Linked DNA regions of Homo sapiens: region 2 is linked to region 1. A link is a contact called in ENCODE Hi-C or POLR2A ChIA-PET data. All regions are on one chromosome and are shown on one strand. The core of a region is the stretch at or near the end of the contact, and the rest is flanking DNA. Distances in the headings are between cores, read along the strand shown.

Evidence for each region. Hi-C counts contacts between places; a loop is a spot of excess contacts on that map. ChIA-PET counts read pairs that join two places held with the same protein, here RNA polymerase II (POLR2A). Pooled maps may share reads with other maps.
Region 2: a pooled map of ovary shows a loop between it and region 1 (2.9-fold over the local background). The contact joins two enhancer-like sites. A Hi-C loop is called at or near these places in 4 of 50 pooled maps. POLR2A ChIA-PET finds 5 or more read pairs at or near these places in 6 of 52 experiments (H1, HEK293, HEK293T and 3 more).

The regions. Positions count from the first base shown.
Region 1 is chr6:21,475,946-21,483,134 of GRCh38, reverse strand. No RefSeq gene overlaps it. Among named protein-coding and RNA genes, the nearest start is that of LINC00581, 32 kb to the left of the region's middle. Within about 2 kb of position 3,706, at least 6 of the 41 ENCODE cell types and tissues checked have a DNase peak (open chromatin) inside an H3K27ac peak, as active enhancers do.
Region 2 is chr6:21,584,220-21,591,408 of GRCh38, reverse strand. No RefSeq gene overlaps it. Among named protein-coding and RNA genes, the nearest start is that of SOX4, 5.9 kb to the left of the region's middle. RefSeq lists enhancers at 2,045-2,094, 2,105-2,204, 2,972-3,629, 4,270-4,802 and silencers at 3,995-4,074, 4,215-4,274. Within about 2 kb of position 2,533, at least 38 of the 41 ENCODE cell types and tissues checked have a DNase peak (open chromatin) inside an H3K27ac peak, as active enhancers do.

The sequences.
Region 1 (7,189 bases), core at 2,457-4,956:
ATGCACCAGAAAAACAACATACTGACTTAGCTTTTGAAATATCAGTTCTAGGGTTTATGGGATGGCTGGTTAACATTTTCCTTATTTTTTTTTTTTTAGATGCAGTCTCGCTCTGTCACCCAGGCTGAAGTGCAGTGACGCAATCTCAGCTCACTGCAACCTCTGCCTCCTGGGTTTAAGCAATTCTCTGCCTCAGCCTCCTGAGTAGCTGGTATTACAGGTGCGTGCCACCATGCCCAGCTAATTTTTTTTTTTTTTTAGTAGAGGCAGGGTTTTACCATCTTGGCCAGGCTGGTCTTGAACTCCTGACCCCGTGATCCACCCACCTCAGCCTCCCAAAGTGCTGGGATTACAGGCATGAGCCACTGCTCTTGGCCCTCACATTTTACTTTCAATCCAAGAGTCTAATTTGTGGGTTCAGGACATCTAGGCCTTAGCTAATCATGTAATTTTAACTACGGAGTCTTCTTTCTGGGGATCGAGGTGAACTGACCTGTTGAGTTCTTATTTCATTCAACATCCATATAAATCTGAGCCCCCCTACCACATGCTGTAATGGGGTAGGTTTAGCATTTCCCCAGTATCTGTAAGAATTCTCAGGAACCTCCTGGTGTTCTTTGTCTCTCACCCTGACTTCTGTGTCCAGTAAACTCTGCCTCTTCCTTCCTGCAGCTGCTCTATTCTCCATCCCCCATTTCCAAGGACCAGTCTCTAGGCTTTATTCCCGAGGTTGCACTAACACAAGCTCTTATGAATAGTTACCTTTCCCTAAAGTCTTGGGACCAAAGCGGTCACATCATGGTATAGAATAGGCAGCAACTTGAAAACAAATGAAGACATCTCTATGCAAAAGTGCCTAGCCCATCTGTAACCCTCCAGGCATTTCTTCCTGGTTTCCCTCTCTTTGGCAAGTTGACAAGCCTCCTCTTTCTTTGAACCCAGAGAATCCTCTTCCTACCTACCTCTCTTCTTTCCATTCCAAGGCTCCTTGACTTCCTCACCCACTGGAGAAGACTAAAATGTGTTCTGCTACTTTGTTATATGAAATAATTTAGTTATTTTTGTTGCAACTTCTTTGTTCCATAGGGATCAAAGAAGCCAGATGTTTTCCTAACAAAATAGTATCTCATGCCTTGCCCAGTGGTCCCCTCTCCCCTGCTTGTTAATTCAGAGCAGTATTTTTTGTGTGTGTCTAAAATAACCACTTTGTTTCCTTCCCACTAAACAAGAAATACACTTATGGACCATAAGTGTATCCATATCCATCCAGAATTTTCCTTTTTTAAGACTTGGTTCTAAATTATTACAGTCTTTTTCTATGTGAATCCTCCTGGGGAACTCCTAAAGAAATAATCCCAAAACAATCAAACAAATAAAAGCTATGTTCAGGAAGATATTCATCGCAGAGTTATTATAATAGTAAAAATTTGAAAACAACCTGGAAGTCCAGTAATGGTTAAGTAAATGATTATATAGCTACTCAGTGGAGTATTCTATAGTCATTAGAAGGATAGTCAAAAAGACATAAAGCAATAAGGAGAATAACTATGATATAGCACATTTCAAAAACAGGATGTAAACTTATATAGATGATGGTAGCAAACTATGTTTCCAAATGCATGTTTAGGAAGCATTTGGAAAGAAGTGTCGGAAAGTGCAAAGGGAGGTAGTGTCAGAGTAATAAGGACTATGATTTTTTGTTTGTTTTTCTCTATATAGCAAATTCTCCATAATAAAATCATACTCATTCTATTAGGTGTAAATGTAGAAATTAAGTTAATTATTATTATTATTTTTTGAGATGGAGTCTCGCTCTGTCTCCCAGGCTGGAGTGCAATGGTGCGATCTTGGCTCACTGCAACCTCCGCCTCCTGGGTTCAAACGATTCTCATACCTCAGCCTCCCGAGTAGCTGAGATTACAGGCATGCGCCATACCTAATTTTTTTTGTATTTTTAGTAAAGATGTGGTTTTGCCACGTTGCCCAGGCTGGTCTTGAACTCCTGGCTTCAAGTGATCTGCCCTCCTTAGCCTCCCAGAGTACTGGGATTACAGGTATGAGCCACCACACCCGGCCTAATTTTTAAAATAAATATAATTTTAGCATTTGGGATCATCCTGAAAAATATAAAATTTTAAGTCAAAGAATAGAGATAAACAGTTACGTGTAAGCCTAGCATTTCATATAAATCTCTATGAGATGTCTAAATTCTGTGTGATAAATTCACCTTCTGTTTTTTTAACTTTTAATTTTAGTGGGTACATAACAGGTGTATACATTTATGGGTTACGTGAGATATTTTGATTCAGGTATGCAATTCATAGTAATCATGTCAGGGTAAATGGGGTATCCAACACCTCAAGTATTTATCCTTTGTGTTAGAAACAATCCAACTGTACTCTTTCAGTTATTTAAAAATATACATTAAATTATTTTTTACTGTAGTCACTCTGTTGTGCTAGCAAATACTAGGTCTTATTCATTCTTTCTATTTTTTTGTAGCATAAAATTCACCTTTTATTAATTTCAGTGGTACCCTTCTTATTGGTCAGCAGATCTCTCTGGAATGTGGTCAAGAAACTGGTAAAAGTAAAAAGAAAAGGATACTAGCAAGCAAAATAAACGTGAAAGCCTACACACTTTACTCACAGCCTCTTACTAAAAGCCAGTGAGGCTCATTCTTGCCACAATTCTAAGCTAGAATTTCTAGGCCACAGTATGTGAGAAGCAGTAAATTGAAAACTGGATGGGGTTGCAAAAAGTGACATTTGCAGCCGAGTGCGGTGGGTCACTCCTGTAATCCCAGCACTTTGGGAGGCCGAGGAAGGCGGATCATGAGGTCAAGAGATCGAGACCATCCTGGCCAACATGGTGAAACCCCGTCTCTACTAAAAATACAAAAATTAGCTGGGCATGGTGGTGCGCACCTGTAGTCCCTGTTATTCGGGAGCCTGAGGCAGGAGAATTGCTTGAACCCGGGAGGCGGAAGTTGCAGTGAGCCGAGATCACGCCACTGCACTCCAGAAAAGAGAAAAAAAAGTGACATTTGCCAGCCTCACAGTGAAGTCCAGAGGTAGGGAAAACCACCCCAAGCGGACCAAAACATTTTGAATATGAGTTAATATTGGATGCCAGGCATAATTATATTCCAGCATTTTCCATGGCAGTTGGCTCTCATAATGACATCAGATGCCTCAATGGCAAGACTTAACCTAGTTGGGTCACTGTCTAGTCAGAGAAACATGTGGAATACACATTTTAGAAATAATTTCACTTAACCTGGTTTCTTTTCAAAATGTATTTTTGGTGCTTGTTTTGCCTTAAAACACACACACACAAGCAAACAAACAAAAAGAAACTACAAACTACAAGGGATTGCTCACTCCTCCATTACAGGCAATGCAAGAGTTATACTTGAGCTTTTCTGGAAAAAGTGGCAATTTATACAAGCAATCTTCTCACATATTCCTCATTTTGCTCTGTTGCTAATAAAGCACTCTGAGAACAATATTTCAATCTCAAAGCTTGCAGCATGTCCTTTGGCCTCATTTTGTAGACCCTCCTCCACCCACGCTGGTTTTCCTTTTACACCCGGTGTCCCCACTCGCTTATCGCACACTCGAGCTATACCAGTCTCCGGGGAATTAAAACGGAGATATGTAAATGTCAGTTGCTATTATAGCTAACGAGAAACTCTTCCGCCTGGATCTCTGAGCGCTGCAAGCCCTGAGAGATGCCAGCGTATCACAACAGTCCCGGCTGTTTGGAAAGTTTTCAGGTTGTTTGCTTTAATGGATTTGCTCCAAGTGAGGCGCATGTTTTTCAAAAACGAATGCCAAAGATAACAAAAAATGCAAAGGAGAGGAGAAAGGGAGACTTATCCTGAGTATAGGAGTGAACTAGGATAAGACTTACTAAACAGCAGAATGTTCAAGGGCACTTGAATCTCTCCCACATTTAGAATGACCCAGAAAGACTGAGGTTAAAAACAGTGTACATAGTCACTTTAGAAAACAGTGATTTGGGACCCAGAATATGTTTTACATCTTCTTCTTGTCACTTGGGGCATAGGTCACCGTGTTATTCTGTTACTTAAGCTGTTTACAGCTATATTTGAGTGGTCTCTGTTGACAAAGTTGTTTCCAAGTAATTTTCTAAAAACATTGTGATTACTCTTCCCTGTCATTAGCTACCGTAATTTGTTTTCTGGGCTGATGGTCAGCACGATAATTGCATTTAGAACACTGAATGGGTTTCCATGATCGTTTGGTGCATTTGTGTTAAACTTATTGCTGTTTCTTGAACCCACTTTAGATTTAAAAGAGTATGCCATTTACATATCTAAAGAAAATAATGGAAAATGATTATTTTTGTGTTATTATAATTTAGCATTTATGTAGCACTTATATTTCTAAAGGCATTTCAATCATTTATGAATTACCCAACACTGTACCCTTGAGCTCTAAGCCATTTGGATTCACTCTGATTTCTAGATAAGCCACGAGGCTGGGGAAGGGTAGTTGGCTGATGAGAGGTTCCTCCTTTCCTGTTAGGATTCCCACCCTTTTTCCAGGACACCCCACCCAACTGGGATCTGCACAGGCTGGCTTCATTACTTCGTTTGAAGTTTTGTGTTTGATGTTCTTTGAAAATGTGTATAAAATACATTCCAAAGTCACATATAGATTATTTTTGGATTATCTGATGTTTTGGATATTTCCTATCATTATTCACTTCCATTCATTCATTTACCCCTTCATTAAACCCTGAATTGAGCACTCCCTTCTATTTCAGGCCATGAGTTAGGCTCTGGGGAGAGGAGAACTACAGTCTTACCATGCAGATAATTAAGAACACAATGGAAAATACGGTCAGATGAGATGTGTCATGCCTTCCGAAGAAACCAGTGGAATTGTTTCTTTTTGGAAGGTCAGGGGCAGTGTGTTTTGAGCTGGAACTTGAAACTCCAGTTTTGTGTTTATGCATTGGGTGGGAGATGGGGAGGGGAGGCTGAAGAAGGATGGGGATAAACAGCGTTATTCCAGGGAGACAGAACAACCTGGAAAATGGAAACTTGGAAAACAGTCACTTATTTGCCCTGGTTGGAGGTTTTTTTTGTAAGGAATGATGGTAAATGAGGCTGGAAAACTGTTTTGGAGGGAGGTTCTAGATGACCTGGAGCTGTCTGCTTAACAGAGTGAACTTCTCTGTTAAGCAATGACTCCACAATTGGACTACAAGTGATTGGAAGCAGCCCGAAGTATTGAGAAAGCAATAGAGATCACTGCATACACTGTATGGGATAAAGTTTGAGAGATTAATTATGTGGATGTGAAACCCAGTGACCAGATAACCAGGAGAACCAAAGCAAGGCCTAATACGTGTATTAGGAAGGAAAATTGAGAATTAGGCAGTGATAAATTATATTAAAGAATGGTGAAACCAACAAGAGCGACTGGGGAGAGTTTTCTGATTTTCTACCAATAGATAAATCATTTCTTAAAGATCATGGTCTTCACTCACTCATGTATTCATTTACTTGTGGGCGATTAAAAGGTTCAATACTCTGTGAATGTCCAATCTTACTCATAGATTCCTCTGCCTCCATACCCTTCTGACTAGTGCCAGAACCTAATCTGAATGTTTCTAGAAGGCTTGTTTTTGAGACACTGGAAGTATTTGTTATTGTGCTGAGTATATCAGCAAGGCCACCACAGGTCAGTGTGTGGCTTTTTACATGGATTTTTGCTAAATGGCACCCCCTCCCACCATTAAAGGATGAATTCCACACACTCCCTCCCCCACCACATTCACATGTTGAAGTCCTACTGCCCAGTATCTTAGAATATGACCTTATTTGGAGATAGGTTCCTTACAGAGGTAATCAAGTTAAAATGAGGTCATTAGGGGGGACCCTAATGCAATCTGACTGGTGTCCTTACAAAGGGAGAAATCTGGACACAGAGACATGCACAGAAGAAAGGCAATGTGAAGAGACCCAGTAAGAAGATGGGCATGTACAGCCAAGGAGAGAGGACTGAGCAAATCCTCCCTTCTCAGCCCTCAGAAGGAACCAGCCCTTCGAAAGGCCAAGGCAGGTGGATCACTTGAGGTCAGGAGCTCGAGACCCAGCTGTCCAACATGGTGAAACCCCGTCTCTACTAAAAATACAAAAATTAGCTGAGCATAGTGGAGGACGCCTGTAATCCCAACCATTTGGGAGATGGAGGCAGCAGAATCGCCTGAACCTGGGAGGTGGAGGTTGCAGTGAGCCGAGATTGTGCCGCTTGCACTCCAGCCTCAGCAACAGAGCAAGACTTCGTCTCAAAAAAAAAAAAAAAAAAAAAAAAAGAACCAGCCCTGCTCATGCCTTGATTTTGATTTTGGACATCCAGCCTCCAGAAGTGTGGGACAGTATCTTTCTGTTTTTTAAGCCACCCAGTTTGTAGTACTTTGTTAGGGCAGCCTTAGCAAACTAATACCCACCTCCAATACTTTGATCGTTGGAATTCCCTCTCCCTTCCTGTGTTCATTAGCATGAATAAGAACCCCCAGAACAGACAGCGCTTTGATGAGCTGCCGCCTTTTGAACAAAGTACTAGACAGTGAGCCTGCCCTGAAAGTTTCCTTCGAGTTGTCCTGCTCAAATGATTGTGGGTATAAGAACAAGTATTTGAATATTACTTTTTCTGGATCAAAAATATAAAAAGAAAGAGTTGCTTTAGAGGTTGTCACAACTTTGGAGCCCGTGCCACACTGCAGCAGGTGCAGATTCTCACATAGACGGAACTCTTCTGTAAGAAGAGAGCACCAGTAGAATTCTAAGCAGGTCTGAAACACACATATGCTGCCTCTTGCTGAAGATGTGTGAATAAACTGGCACCCAAGTCAGCAGCCTCCTTGTTCTTCCTTTCTTAAAGTAATTTTCAAGACAAGCTCAAACAGTACTCTCACAGTAGGTTACTACAGGAGTTAATGACTCCAAGCTCAAAAGGAATGACTTTTTTTTTTTTAATTTTCCGTTTGACAAACATCTCCCTAAGGCGACAGCTTTTACCCCCTGCCTACTCCCCTAGCTGAAGTTAGTGACCATGTATTAATTAGTTGAAGCCGAATCTCAGGAAGCACTAACACTTGGCCTTTCTTTTTAAGCATTCTAAGTGTGTGTTAGAAGGCAAGTTAAGTCTAA
Region 2 (7,189 bases), core at 1,284-3,783, 110 kb before region 1:
TTTTCTCTGGTGTGCATAGAAACACATCCTTAAATGTTACCAATCTGACAAAAAAAAATTATTTTAAGAGGGCTATTATCTATAAGATCAATATTTTCACTAGAATAAAAAAGAATATTTATTTTTGAATTTGTACTAACTAATGATTTGAGGGTGTAGCTAGTTTGATAATTCAGTCAAGTTGAGTATCAACATTATTGATTATATTTCTCAGTCATTTATGCTTCCATCATCGAATATGATAGGGAAGAGTGGAAGTTAAAGCAGTCATATATGTTTCTGCTTAAAACACATGGATTTTTTAAAGGGTGTACTAAAACACAGCCACTGGCCTCATTCTTTTGTTACATGTATTTTCTGTATTTCAACAAATCCAACAAATTTTAAGACACACCATTATATTACATTCCACCAAGGAAGAAAGCTGCCAATGAAACTGTGATATCCCCCTAGATGTAGGATGCCTCCTTATTTCAGGAAGAGTTGAAATGAAAAGAAAAATTTCCTCTTAGACTTGATGAAATATGGTATCAGTAACTTCCATTGACTTTATAATTACTGCATATATATTTATATATTACACAAGTGCCTAGACTTCTGAAATAGATCTGTTCTAATGGGTTAGTTCTCTTAGAATGTAAGAAAACATATGACGAATGCCCTTTTATTAAAGTCATCTTTGTGACCAACTAAGTGTGTGCACACTGGAATGTGTTGGACCTCTCAATACCAAATAATGAGAAAAGATTTCTCCCTTCTCATTCCCTAACTTCATATGCTCTGTAATCAGTTCTCCATTACTGACATTTTTTTCCCCAAATACCAGATATTTGGTGGCCCCTACTAAATCAGTACGCAGTGTTCCCTCTGCTGGCTTTGCAGTACATGAAGTAATTCTTAATGCTAGTCTTTTAGCTGTATTAAGAGAAAGCCAAGATAATTTTGCAGAAAAAAAAAATCCTGGTTTAGAATAATAAACTGTCTTTGTTAGCAATGATGTTAGACATTTCCAATTTTGAATTAGGTATTTTATTTTATTCCCTTAAATGATGGAATTCCATTTGAGATGTAAGTGTAATATCTGCTAATGCATTTCTTCTGCTCTCACACATCTACACAACATAAAATCTCACATCCATACAATGGTATGGGGCATAGATGAAATAAGATTCTATTCCACTGCTTAATATATTCCTTTGGCATGGAGGGAGGGACCTGAATGGAAATTAGTTTAACAAATCTGGATTTGCACTGATTTGCAAGATTTTGCCTTGCCTTGGTTATAGAAACTATGATTGTAGGCGCTAGTCAGACCTGACAAGTATTCAGTTCAAATAAAATAAAGAGGAGGAAAAACTGTGTAGTTGTTACTTTACCTGACAAGGAAGAAGCCCTGGGAAATCTGATGTCATTGGCCTTTGTCAACTGAAAGGCGCCAGTTTTTTTGGTTCCACACTTTATGGAAAAGAAGCCTCCATGTGAGGCTGATTTACTTCTCAGTCAAGTAGACAAACATAACTTGCACTTCATCCTTTTGGGCTGATGACATTGCATTGTAACTGGGCTCAGCGCGTAATGGGGGTGGGGGTGCGTGCATTGAAAAATAATATATGGAAATAACTCATATTTGCAAAATATCAAAATAGGATTCTGGGGTAAATGAAACCTAGCATTTATTTTTATCACTAGAATAAGCTAAGAGTTAAGAAACCTGCATTTCTAACAATTGTACCATTTTCCTCTCATAACCAGTGACTAGCACACAGTAGGCTTAAGCTGTTCATGCCAATGCCAACTCATTATTCCTTTCCTTCGATTTTCTCAAGAAAACAAGCAGAAGACGAATGTTTGCAGGGCCACTTGGATTGCAAGCATGAATACAGGCTTCTGCTTCTATTCTAGAGGCAGAGGCACGGCACCCGGGGAGAGCCTGGGTTTGTCTGCAGCCAGCCGGCTCCCAATCTGGGGAGAAGCAGCCGCCAGGTGGCATCGCTGAGCCTCCCTGCGCCCGCGAGGCGAGGTAGGAAATCGTGGGGATAGTCAGTCTTCTTTCTTCTCCCCCTTCCTCCTCTCCCGACCCCCCTACCACTCCCTACCACTGTACCTTCTTTAGTTAGAGGCTTAAACGCTCAACGAGTAACAGGGTATGTCGATGAATTCTGATTTTTTTTCATAAATCAAAGTTTAGGGCAACCACCCGCCGCCTCCTGCTCACTTGTCAGGAGCTCCGGGTGACGGGGGAAGCCTAGACCAGCTTCCTGTCTGGATCAGGTAACCCAACTCGGGGGATTATCAATTTCAGTTTCCCTGTCTTCTTGCTAAAGTGAATGCAGTTTCTCCGGCTTCCGAGAGCGGCTGCAGAGAAACGACGCGCCTTACTTAAGGACTCCAGTGCAAAGGCCACTCCCTACTCAAAAAAAAAAAAAAAAAAAAAAAAAAAAAAAGAGGTTTCCTTCAGGCAGAACGCCTTCCGGAGCGCAGCGACTCGGTCTCGCAGGCACGGCGCTCTCCCTGGCTTAAGCTCGCCAAGGATTAATGGTGCTCAGCCTCGCTCCGCCGCGGCAGCCGAACCTCTCCTTTCGCTTACAGTTACAGGGAGGAAATAAATTGGAATCGACTCAGACTGTGCTTTCTGGAGGAAAGTCCTTCCTACTGTAAACATGTTTCAGGCGATCCTGTCAGCAGCATTTTAACACCCGTCTTCCGTTTAGGTTTTACGACCGGGGAAGGAGCTGAAGACACGCGCGCGCACACACACACAAACGCGGGCGCAGACGCAGCCCAAGCGAGGACACCTCCCGCACCCTCGCGGGCTCCCAGCCCTCCTTTGAATTTGCAACCGGTCGCGGATAGGTTGGGGGGGTCGTTTCCCAGGAGCTTGGCTCCTCCGTCCTCCTACCCCATCCCCTGGCCCTTGGAGATGCTGTCCAGTTCCGTCACTGACCAGAACTGACAGCCACTTGGCCCCCTGCTCTCTTGAGTGCCCAGCATCCTTTGCTCTGGACGACTAAATGCTCTCTGTGAGCCTTGCTTGGTTGGTACGGCGCGCGCTGTGCGTGTGGGACCCACTCTTCGGCAGGCACACGACCTTCGTACACCGGCTGGGCAACCACCCACTTCATCCCCTCCCCGGACCCCGCAGGCTGAGGCCCCATTGAGAGCGCAGCTGCAGCGTCTCTTTCAGAAGGGCAGAGCAGGCTGCGCGTGCACGGCGCGCGGGGGGAGGAAAAGGGCTGAGAGCTGAGGGAAGTCGACAATTCATTGCACCCCAGTCTTCAAGCGTCCCTTCTGCGCGGATCACGGAGGGACAGACGTGCATTGGCGCCTTCCCTCGATCCCTCGCTCGTGCAGGAAAGACTGGACGGTGGGGGCTCTCTGAGTTTGCGAGGGCCACGGAGGCGCCCCAGGGTGCCAGGCGCCCTTGTCAAGGGCCGCGCCCGAAGCTCCAGATTCAGTCCCCAGCACCTGTAGGAGGCGGTTTCGGGTCTGAGAGAAGGGAACATATGGCAGGTAGTTAACAGGGAGAGGCTGCGCCCTGGGCGCAGTTACGAGGAAGCCAAGCTCTGCGGAAGGTCTCGGCTCGCTTTGTCCTCCTTGGATCAGCTGGTCTCTGCCTTTCCGCTGGCAGCCGCGGCAGTCAGGCCCTGGCGCAAGCGTCCGGGTGGAGCTGCCTACTCGACCCGGGGTGGCAGGGGTTGAGGGGGCGGCAAAACCACCCCAGTGGCCCCAGCAGGCGGTCTAGGTGGGGCACGCCCGACGGGCTTCCCACCCCCAACGCAACAGCCCGTTGTTGCAATTACAGTTTTAGCCCCGTGGGGGAAAGCGGGTGATTTCGCTTTTGGAAAAACACTTCAAGAGCAACCCTAAGCCAGCGTTACAAGCCAGTTGACCTGCTATTGGAGGTTGTGCGAGGGCGGGCTGGGGCGCGCGCGTCTGCCAGGGAGGGAATCCCGCTGGGGAGTGGGCAGAGGGAAGCAGAGCAAAATGTCAGATAACAGAAAGAGGGGAGGCGGAGGAAGAAAGGCGCTTGATTGCGGGGAAGTGGGAAGGCACGGAGACCGCATTGGCTGCTAAGTGACGCGGGTCAGGAGGAGAGGGACGCGTGCGTGGCGGGTAGCGACTGTAGGACGCACGGGCCCCCTCGCCAGGCAACCGATCTCCTTTCTTCCAGCCCTTCCCCTCCCATGTTCCCGCCGTAGTCAGACGTCACACTTGGCGCAGACAGCTTTGGGGGAACTCATAGGGATGGGAGGGGTGGGGCAGGGACCGTAGAACCCAGTGCCCCAGACCGCGCCTGGAGTGCAGTACACCTGGCACCCGGGACTCGCCATCTGCTCCCAGCTACCGCCTCTCGGGCCAGGGGTGTGGGCCTGGAGAAAGATAAGAGTACCGCGTGGGAGTGGATGGCCTGGCGTCAACCGCCTCAATGAACTCAGTCAATCAACGTTTATGGTGCTCCTACTGTGTGCCGAGCGCATCCTCGGTCCCCTCCAGCTGCTGGGCTGGGAAACTGCACCATCTGTTCAGTTAAGCAGCAAGCTAGAAAAGAATTCTGTGTATATGGTTGTAAAATAAGTTCAAAATTCTGACAATAATGCATATGCAAATTTGCCATGAAAGGAGGGTGATAGAGATAGTTTGGGGATCTGGAAAAGTGTTGGGTCTAGCAGTACAGAGGTTTTGTGATTTTTCACTGCTTCCTGAAGCATGAAACTCCATCCTTCCTGTCCCACATTCCAAGTTAAAAAAATAATTTAGTGACACTTTATCTGGCTATCACGATTCAAAAATAACTGAAGGCTAGTACTTAAAACACTCAAACTTAACTCATTAATTTCAAAAATATCAGACCCAAACCGCTGCCTTATTGTAACAAATATTTTGTAATATAACTTTACTCTCCTGAAATAAAATCTGTGGATTACGTAACTTACTATGCACAAAATTAAAAAAGAAACCATAATGTTCAAACTACAATGTTAAAGGAGAAATACACAGTAGGTAATTTATAATAAGATAATATACATTTCAAATATGCATGGTAGGGCTGTATTTCACTAGAACACCCAAAATGTTGTCCAAAAATTTAAAAATTCTCCCTAGGAGTACTACTGCCTAGGTGTGAATTATGCACTATGGGTGGCAGGCAAACGCTAAATAATGAGGATGCTACTTGTATTCTGAGTTCTTAAATTTACAGTGGATGTGGTAGATTCTTGTAATAAATCGTCCTCCTAGTACGTGTGCTTTTATGTGGACCTTTTTCTCTCTGATTCTGGATTTGGTCACTGAGTTGCTTTGGGAAATGGGGCATTAGCAAGCATGAGACAAACAGACTTCACAAGTGCCCATGTACTGGGGTTTGTCCATTGAAACCGTCGTGTTGTGAACCTACTCCAGTGAGACCATGAAAACATCATGTTGTGAACTACCTTCAGCAGCTGATCTTACTCGAGGATTGAAGGCCCCATAGGGAAAACCAAGGTGCCCCTCCAAGGCCAGCATCCCAGGCATGTGACTGAGGCCATCTTGGACTCTCCAGTTTTGGTTGGTTTGTCAGATGACTGCAGCCACAGGAGCGATTCCAGATGGGTACAACAGAAGAATCACTCAGATTGACACCCCACAGAATTATGAGAACTAATAAGTTGCGTTAAATCACTATGCTTTGGGTAGTTTGTTATGCAGTAATAGAGGTCAGAGTTGTATTAATTACAATGCCATTTGATAGATGCCAAAATATAAGTTCATGCAGGAAGGTAACTTTTTCTTAATGACTCTAGATCTTTATTAAAAATTCAGTCAGTATTTTCACCAATGCCCATAGTGTATATGGGAGTTAGCTAAAATTGAATAACCCCATGGAAAAAGACATTCTATGCAAATAGACACCAAAAGCGAGCAGGAGTACCTATTCTTTTTTTTTTTATTTTATTTTTTTTGAGATGGAGTCTCACTCTGTCGTCCAGGCTGGAGTGCAGTGGCATGATCTTGGCTCACTGCAACCTCCACCTCGCGGGTTCAAGCGATTCTCCTGCCTTAGCCTCCCGAGTAGCGGGGGTTACAGGCACCCACCACCACGCCCGACTAATTTTTGTATTTTTAGTAGAGACGGGGCTTCACCATGTTGGCCAGGCTGGCTCTTGAACTTCTGACCTCAGGTGATTCACCTGCCTTGACCTCCCAAAGTGCTGGGATTACAGGCGTAAGCCACTGCGCCCAGCGGCGGAGTATCTATTCTTATATCAGGTAAAACAAAGTTTATTTTTTTGTTTATTATTATTTTTCGAGACAGACTTTCACTCCTATCGCCCAGGCTGGAGTACAATGGTGTGAACTCAGCTCACTGCAACCTCCGCCTCCCAAGTTCAAGTGATTCTCCTGCTTTAGCCTCCCCAGTAGCTGGCATTACAGACATCTGCCACCACACCTAGCTAATTTTTGTATTTTTAGTAGAGACGGGGTTTCCCCATGTTGGCCAGGCTGGTCTTGAACTCCTGACCTCAGGTGATTTACCTGTGTTGGCCTCCCAAAGTGCTGGGATTACAGGCATGAGCCACTGTGCCCGGCCAAAACAAATTTTAAAACAACAGCAGTTTAAAAAGACAATGAGGGACATTATATAATGATAAAAGACCTTGTCCAACAAGAAAATATCACAATTCTATATATATATGCACCTAACTTGAACTCCCAAATTATAAAATAATTACTAGTAGGCCTAAGAAATGAGATAGAAAGTAACACGAGAATACTGGGGAACTTCAGTACTCCACTGACAGCACTAGACAGGTCATCAAGACAGAAAGTCAACAAGGAAACACTGGATTTAAACTATACCCTGAAACAAACGGACTTAACAGATATTTACAGAACATTCTACCCAACAACAGCAGAATATTCATTCTATTCATCAGTGCATGGAACTTTCTCTAAGATAGATCATATGATAGGCCACAAAACAAGCCTCAATAAATTTAAGAAAATTGAAATTATATCAAGCACTCTCTCAGACCACAGTGGAATAAAACTAGAAATCAACTCCGAAAGGAACCTTCAAAGCCATGCAAATACATGGAAATTAAGTAACCTGCTGCTGAATGATCACTGGGTCAAAAATAAAATCAAGATGGAAATTAAAAAATTCTTCTAACTGAATGACAATAGTAATACAATCTATTAAAACCTC